Regions from separate parts of the Homo sapiens genome. Here region 1 is linked to region 2. A link is an interaction called in ENCODE POLR2A ChIA-PET data of the cell type or tissue named here. Cell type or tissue: OCI-LY7. All regions are shown on one strand. Each heading gives the region's core, and the rest is flanking DNA. Links, peaks and the distances in the headings are about the cores only. Region 1 overlaps ANKRD44 (ankyrin repeat domain 44). Region 2 overlaps SF3B1 (splicing factor 3b subunit 1).

What was found. ChIA-PET counts read pairs that join two places held together with the same protein. Peaks named below come from ENCODE experiments on the same cell type or tissue, not always from the same donor. Only the 100,000 strongest peaks of a DNase experiment are listed, where the experiment ranks them.
Region 1: POLR2A ChIA-PET joins it to region 2 with 5 read pairs; 2 of 35 experiments call an interaction of 5 or more read pairs at or near these places.

What each region holds. Positions count from the first base shown.
Region 1 is chr2:197,085,150-197,087,962 of GRCh38, reverse strand. It overlaps ANKRD44 (ankyrin repeat domain 44), which reads left to right. Exons shown (of 28, transcript NM_001195144.2): 13 at 1,215-1,283. Among named protein-coding and RNA genes, the nearest start is that of ANKRD44-AS1, 110 kb to the left of the region's middle. In OCI-LY7, for the core only: no CTCF peak of the experiment used is centred there; a DNase peak (open chromatin) is centred at 1,372.
Region 2 is chr2:197,401,536-197,404,348 of GRCh38, reverse strand. It overlaps SF3B1 (splicing factor 3b subunit 1), which reads left to right. Exons shown (of 25, transcript NM_012433.4): 12 at 585-764; 13 at 1,314-1,400; 14 at 1,523-1,793; 15 at 2,219-2,364; 16 at 2,461-2,607. Among named protein-coding and RNA genes, the nearest start is that of SF3B1, 32 kb to the left of the region's middle. In OCI-LY7, for the core only: no CTCF peak of the experiment used is centred there; no DNase peak of the experiment used is centred there.

The DNA of each region.
Region 1 (2,813 bases), core at 231-2,730, 320 kb after region 2:
ATCAGAGGTGGATAAATGGTGACACTTTAGGGCTCCTTATTTACATGAGTCCCTTCTGAATTCTTATAACTAAATTTGTATTCATAATTTTGTATTATTTTTAAAAAAGACCCCTTCCCCCTACCTCAGCCCCCAAATTGTATGAGCTTCATGAGCCACACAAGTTGGATCTGCCACTACCCTTGATCCTTTGGCATCATTCAGTAAGAGACAGGTGCTTTATATCAGCTGGCATGCTACACCAACACATACTTATTTTAAAAAGTTCTTACATGTTATGATTGAAAGAGCTATTTCTCTGAGAAGGTGGCTATAAAGGGTGGGTGTGGGGTGAGGAGAGCCCTGCTCAGGTTTATCATTGAGATCATTTTTCTTATTTAAGTTATAGTAATAATTCCAGGCCACTTCTAGCATCCTAAGTTTAGAACAATGATGGACAATTGTCTCTTTTGTATGCTCACATTTAAAAAATATCAGACCTGTACAGAAAGTGACAACATACAATTCCAGATTCATGTCTGAAATTCCTATTAGAATTACTATTTAGCTACATGCCCTTTAATAGGAAAAATCACTTTGATGGGTCCTTTTCTCTCTACTAAATATGATTTATTGCTTCTGCAAATGATAAAGAAGCTATGGAAGATCACTGTGCTCCATGACATCATTTTCAGCCTTGGTTCTGCACATTTATTTGCATAAATTACAAAGACAGGGAAATACAGTTGTTTTATTTTCTATTAAGGAGTATCTGGGTTGAAAGTGGTTATCATGGTGAATTCATTCTGCTGTGATAGAAGGTAACGCCCATCCACTCTGGCTCATTGTTTAAAGGTGACATGAAATTATTATAGGTTTAAGTGGTTGTTTCATAAACTCTTGACGGTTTTGGAAAAAGAATTTTAGGATAAATGATGAAACCATCACTGGAGGGTTTAATCATGTAATAATCATTAAATTTCTTAGTCATGGAATTAAAAATATTCCACCAAGCTCTTTAATCTATTGATTTATTAGCTTTGAAAAAGGAATCATAGGAACTTTAGATCCTTACAATATGTCATTACTCTAGTATGTTCAGGTTTTTATTAGCGGAATTTAGACCAGGAGCTATCTTTTCATCTGGTCCTGTACTCTGCAGAAAATAGCTCTTGCTGAAGATAGGCCAGTAATTGATCTCTTCCATCTTAATGATGTTTTCCCTGTCTTTCTAGTAATGTGGAATGTATAAAACTCTTGCAGAGCAGCGGAGCAGATTTCCATAAAAAGGACAAGTGTGGGAGGTATGTAATCAGAGAGTTGTGCTTCAAGTGCTTAAATAAGAGGAACTGGGAGTGGTCTATGTAGTAATCAAGTTAGGTTGAAATGGTAAACCGGGAAGTTAGCTGGGGGGATTCCATCCTCCTCGGAAGGAAGTCCCTTCTCATAGAGGTTGCCAACAAAGCAAATAACAAGTCACAAAGAAAGCATCTCCACTCACAGCTGCTGTTTAGATGTGCCAATTGTCTCCCTTTTTTTTTTCAGTTAAAAGACAAAACAAAACTCCTACATGGATATAGTTTGGAAAATTCTGTTTCTAGCAGAGTGGAACACATAAATCCTAGTCTTAAGATCTAGAATATTTTATTATATGTATTGAACATTTCATCTTGGGATGAATTTTCAGACATGTTTAAAACATTAAGTGCACACACACCACCAATGGGTCATAGAACTCTTCTTACCTTAATGGTCCTTTATGTAAGTAAATGATGCCATGATGCTAGCTGGTACATGGATATATATTTTTCATGTATATATATAATTTTTTTTCCCATTGCATCTCTTTACCCTTCCTTTCTACATGTACCCTCCTTCTCTGGGGTTGCCACAAATTTCTCTTCTTACCAACTTGTCTAAGGCAACTCCTACCCGCCCTTTCAGATTCATGTCAGTGACACCTCCTTGTGCACCGATGGCATGCCCCTCTTCTCTGCTCCCCTAGCACCCTAATCCTTCATGACTGCAGAGTACCTCACACTATTCTTATGGACTCTCACTCCTTGTGTCTCTCCCTGTTATGGGAAAGGGGTCCCCATCCAGACCCCAAGAGAGGGTTCTTGTATCTTGCGCAAGAAACAATTCAGGGCGAGTCCATAGAGTAAAGTGAAAGCAAGTTTATTGAGAAAGTAAAGAAGTAAAAGAATGGCTACTCCATAGACAGAGTAGCTCCAAGGGCTGCTGGTGGCCCATTTTTACGGTTATTTCTTGATTATATGCTAAACAAGGGGTGGATTATTCATTCCTCCCCTTTTTAGACCATATAGGGTAACTTCCTGATGTTGCCATGGCATTTGTAAACTGTCATGGGGCTGGTGGGAGTGTAGCAGTGAGGATGACCAGAGGTCATTCCTGTTGCCTTCTTGGTTTTGGTGGGTTTTGACCGGCTTCTTTACTGTGACCTGTTTCATCAGCAAGGTCTTCATGACCGGTATCTTGTGCCGACCTCCTGTCTTATGTTATGACTTAGAATGCCTAAGCATCTGGGAATGCAGCCCAGTAGGTCTCAGCCTCATTTTACCCAGCCCTTATTCAAGATGGAGTTGCTCTGGTTCACATGTCTCTGACATCCCCACCTGACTGTGAGCCTCCTCAGGACAAGAACTGGGTATCATTTTCTCCCTATCTTTGGGCCCCGTCGTGAGGTTCTTACCTAGTAATTTTCAGTCTAATTAAAACATATGCAATCTAATATGTAAAGTATTTAAAATTTCTTTTGAACCAAAGAGGAGAAAAATCAACTAGTGAGAGAGCCCATAAGTTGACTATAAAAT
Region 2 (2,813 bases), core at 245-2,744:
CTCGGTCTCCCAAAGTGCTGGGATTACAGGTGTGAACCACCATGCCCAGCCGTTTGTTTTTATTATTATTTAAATACTCCTGGGCTCAAGAGATCCTCCTGCCTCAGTCTCCGAAAGTGTTGGGATTACAGGTGTGAGCCACCGTGCCCAGCTGGAGTTAGCACAAAATTCTTTGGTTAAAAAAGCTAATAAAAATGCTGAAAAATGAGATTCTCCTTTTTGTTCTTAAGGCCTTTAAAATATGCTTAAAGCTTGAAGATAATTAGTGAAATTATGTGAGGGATTATGTTAACACTATATGTGCCTTGGAAATGGAAGATACTTCAGGGAAATGAAGGCATTTAGTACATACCTCTGTGGTTCGTTCTATTAAATTACTCTTTTGAGTTAACATAAAATTTCTATCACAGGAATTGAAATTCCAGAGTAATTTGGATGGAAATGAACTCATGCTGTCTATGTAAAATGTGTGTAAAAGTAAACACTAAAATATTAAAGTATGGAAAATCTTCTTTGAGTAATTTGCTCATTCAAAATGTTTGATTATAAAGAAACCACACCTATTACTCTGCTCTTTTTCCCAGGCTGCATTGCGTCAGATTACTGATAAAGCTCGTGAATTTGGAGCTGGTCCTTTGTTTAATCAGATTCTTCCTCTGCTGATGTCTCCTACACTTGAGGATCAAGAGCGTCATTTACTTGTGAAAGTTATTGATAGGATACTGTACAAACTTGATGACTTAGTTCGTCCATATGTGCATAAGGTTTGTTCTCCTTAATAGTGTTTCTGATAGTTTAAAGTTTTAACTTTTTCAGTTAATCAATGTTAAATTTACATATTCTCCTAGACCTTTTCCTTTGCACAAGTACACACCATACATGTACAAATACAGTTTTATACAGATGTACAGATGTTAGTTTTTGTCATCTTTGCCGTAAGAGGTTCATATTATTTAATTTTTTCATTTGCTTTTATTAAAATTAGATTAGGATGAGAACATATGAGAACTAACGCCAGTTAGTATTAAGAACCAGTTTTTTCACCGATGGTAATTATGGTGCAGTATGTTCATAGGGTGTATAAGTTATTTCTTTAAAAAATATTGAATATTAGTGTGTCACTAATAGCTCTCTTAAATTTTCATCTCTGTCTGGAGTTTGAACTTGTATAATTAAAATTCTTAAACAGTTCGTCCCTTGATTAACAAAAGTCCTGATAATTCTAAATTTCTTATGTATGTTTAATTCTGTACATGAGCATTTCATCAGTAATTGATGTGAAAGTGTAGCTTCTTCTCTTTTCTCTTTTTCAGATCCTCGTGGTCATTGAACCGCTATTGATTGATGAAGATTACTATGCTAGAGTGGAAGGCCGAGAGATCATTTCTAATTTGGCAAAGGTATTTACATTTAATTTCTAGAGAAGAAAATTTATATCTGTTTATGGAATTGATTATGGAAAGAAATGGTTGAAGATTAATATTACCAACTCATGACTGTCCTTTCTTTGTTTACATTTTAGGCTGCTGGTCTGGCTACTATGATCTCTACCATGAGACCTGATATAGATAACATGGATGAGTATGTCCGTAACACAACAGCTAGAGCTTTTGCTGTTGTAGCCTCTGCCCTGGGCATTCCTTCTTTATTGCCCTTCTTAAAAGCTGTGTGCAAAAGCAAGAAGTCCTGGCAAGCGAGACACACTGGTATTAAGATTGTACAACAGATAGCTATTCTTATGGGCTGTGCCATCTTGCCACATCTTAGAAGTTTAGTTGAAATCATTGAACATGGTAAGTTGTAATGTAACTTTGTCTTTTTTTTTTTTTCTTTAGGAGACAGGGTCTTACTATGTTGCCCAGACTGGACTCAAACCTTTGGGCTCAAGTGATCCTCCTGCTCAGCCTCCTTAGTAGTTGGGACTAGAGGTACACACACAGCCTGTCCATGTTTAATAGGACAGCTGTCCTAAAATTTGGGCTACTGATTTGGGGAGATAAATGGAAAGGCATAGCTCTACAAACTATAGATTTTATGATGGGTTTGTTATATTATCTGCTGACAGGCTATGGTTCATGTTTTGCTTTTACCTAATTTTGTTTAATGTGAACATATTCTGCAGTTTGGCTGAATAGTTGATATATTGAGAGAATCTGGATGATATTGTGTAACTTAGGTAATGTTGGGGCATAGTTAAAACCTGTGTTTGGTTTTGTAGGTCTTGTGGATGAGCAGCAGAAAGTTCGGACCATCAGTGCTTTGGCCATTGCTGCCTTGGCTGAAGCAGCAACTCCTTATGGTATCGAATCTTTTGATTCTGTGTTAAAGCCTTTATGGAAGGGTATCCGCCAACACAGAGGAAAGGTAAATCCACCAATTACCTTTTGATTTATCTTCATTAAAGTTAAGGCGACATAAATCTAAATTACTAAAGTACATATATTTTTTATTTAAAAATAGGGTTTGGCTGCTTTCTTGAAGGCTATTGGGTATCTTATTCCTCTTATGGATGCAGAATATGCCAACTACTATACTAGAGAAGTGATGTTAATCCTTATTCGAGAATTCCAGTCTCCTGATGAGGAAATGAAAAAAATTGTGCTGAAGGTAATTATTCCAGATTTGTTAATGTAAACTGGATATGTTTCATGGTTCTAACAGAATTTTAAAGTGTTTTTAAAAATCAACAAAAAAAACTGTATGTTACACGAATACTGTTTGATTTGTTTTTAAATTTTATTTTTTAAAATCACGTAATCAGCAATGAGTATTCTCTTCATTTCAGGTCAGTTGATTTATTATTACTATTTCTT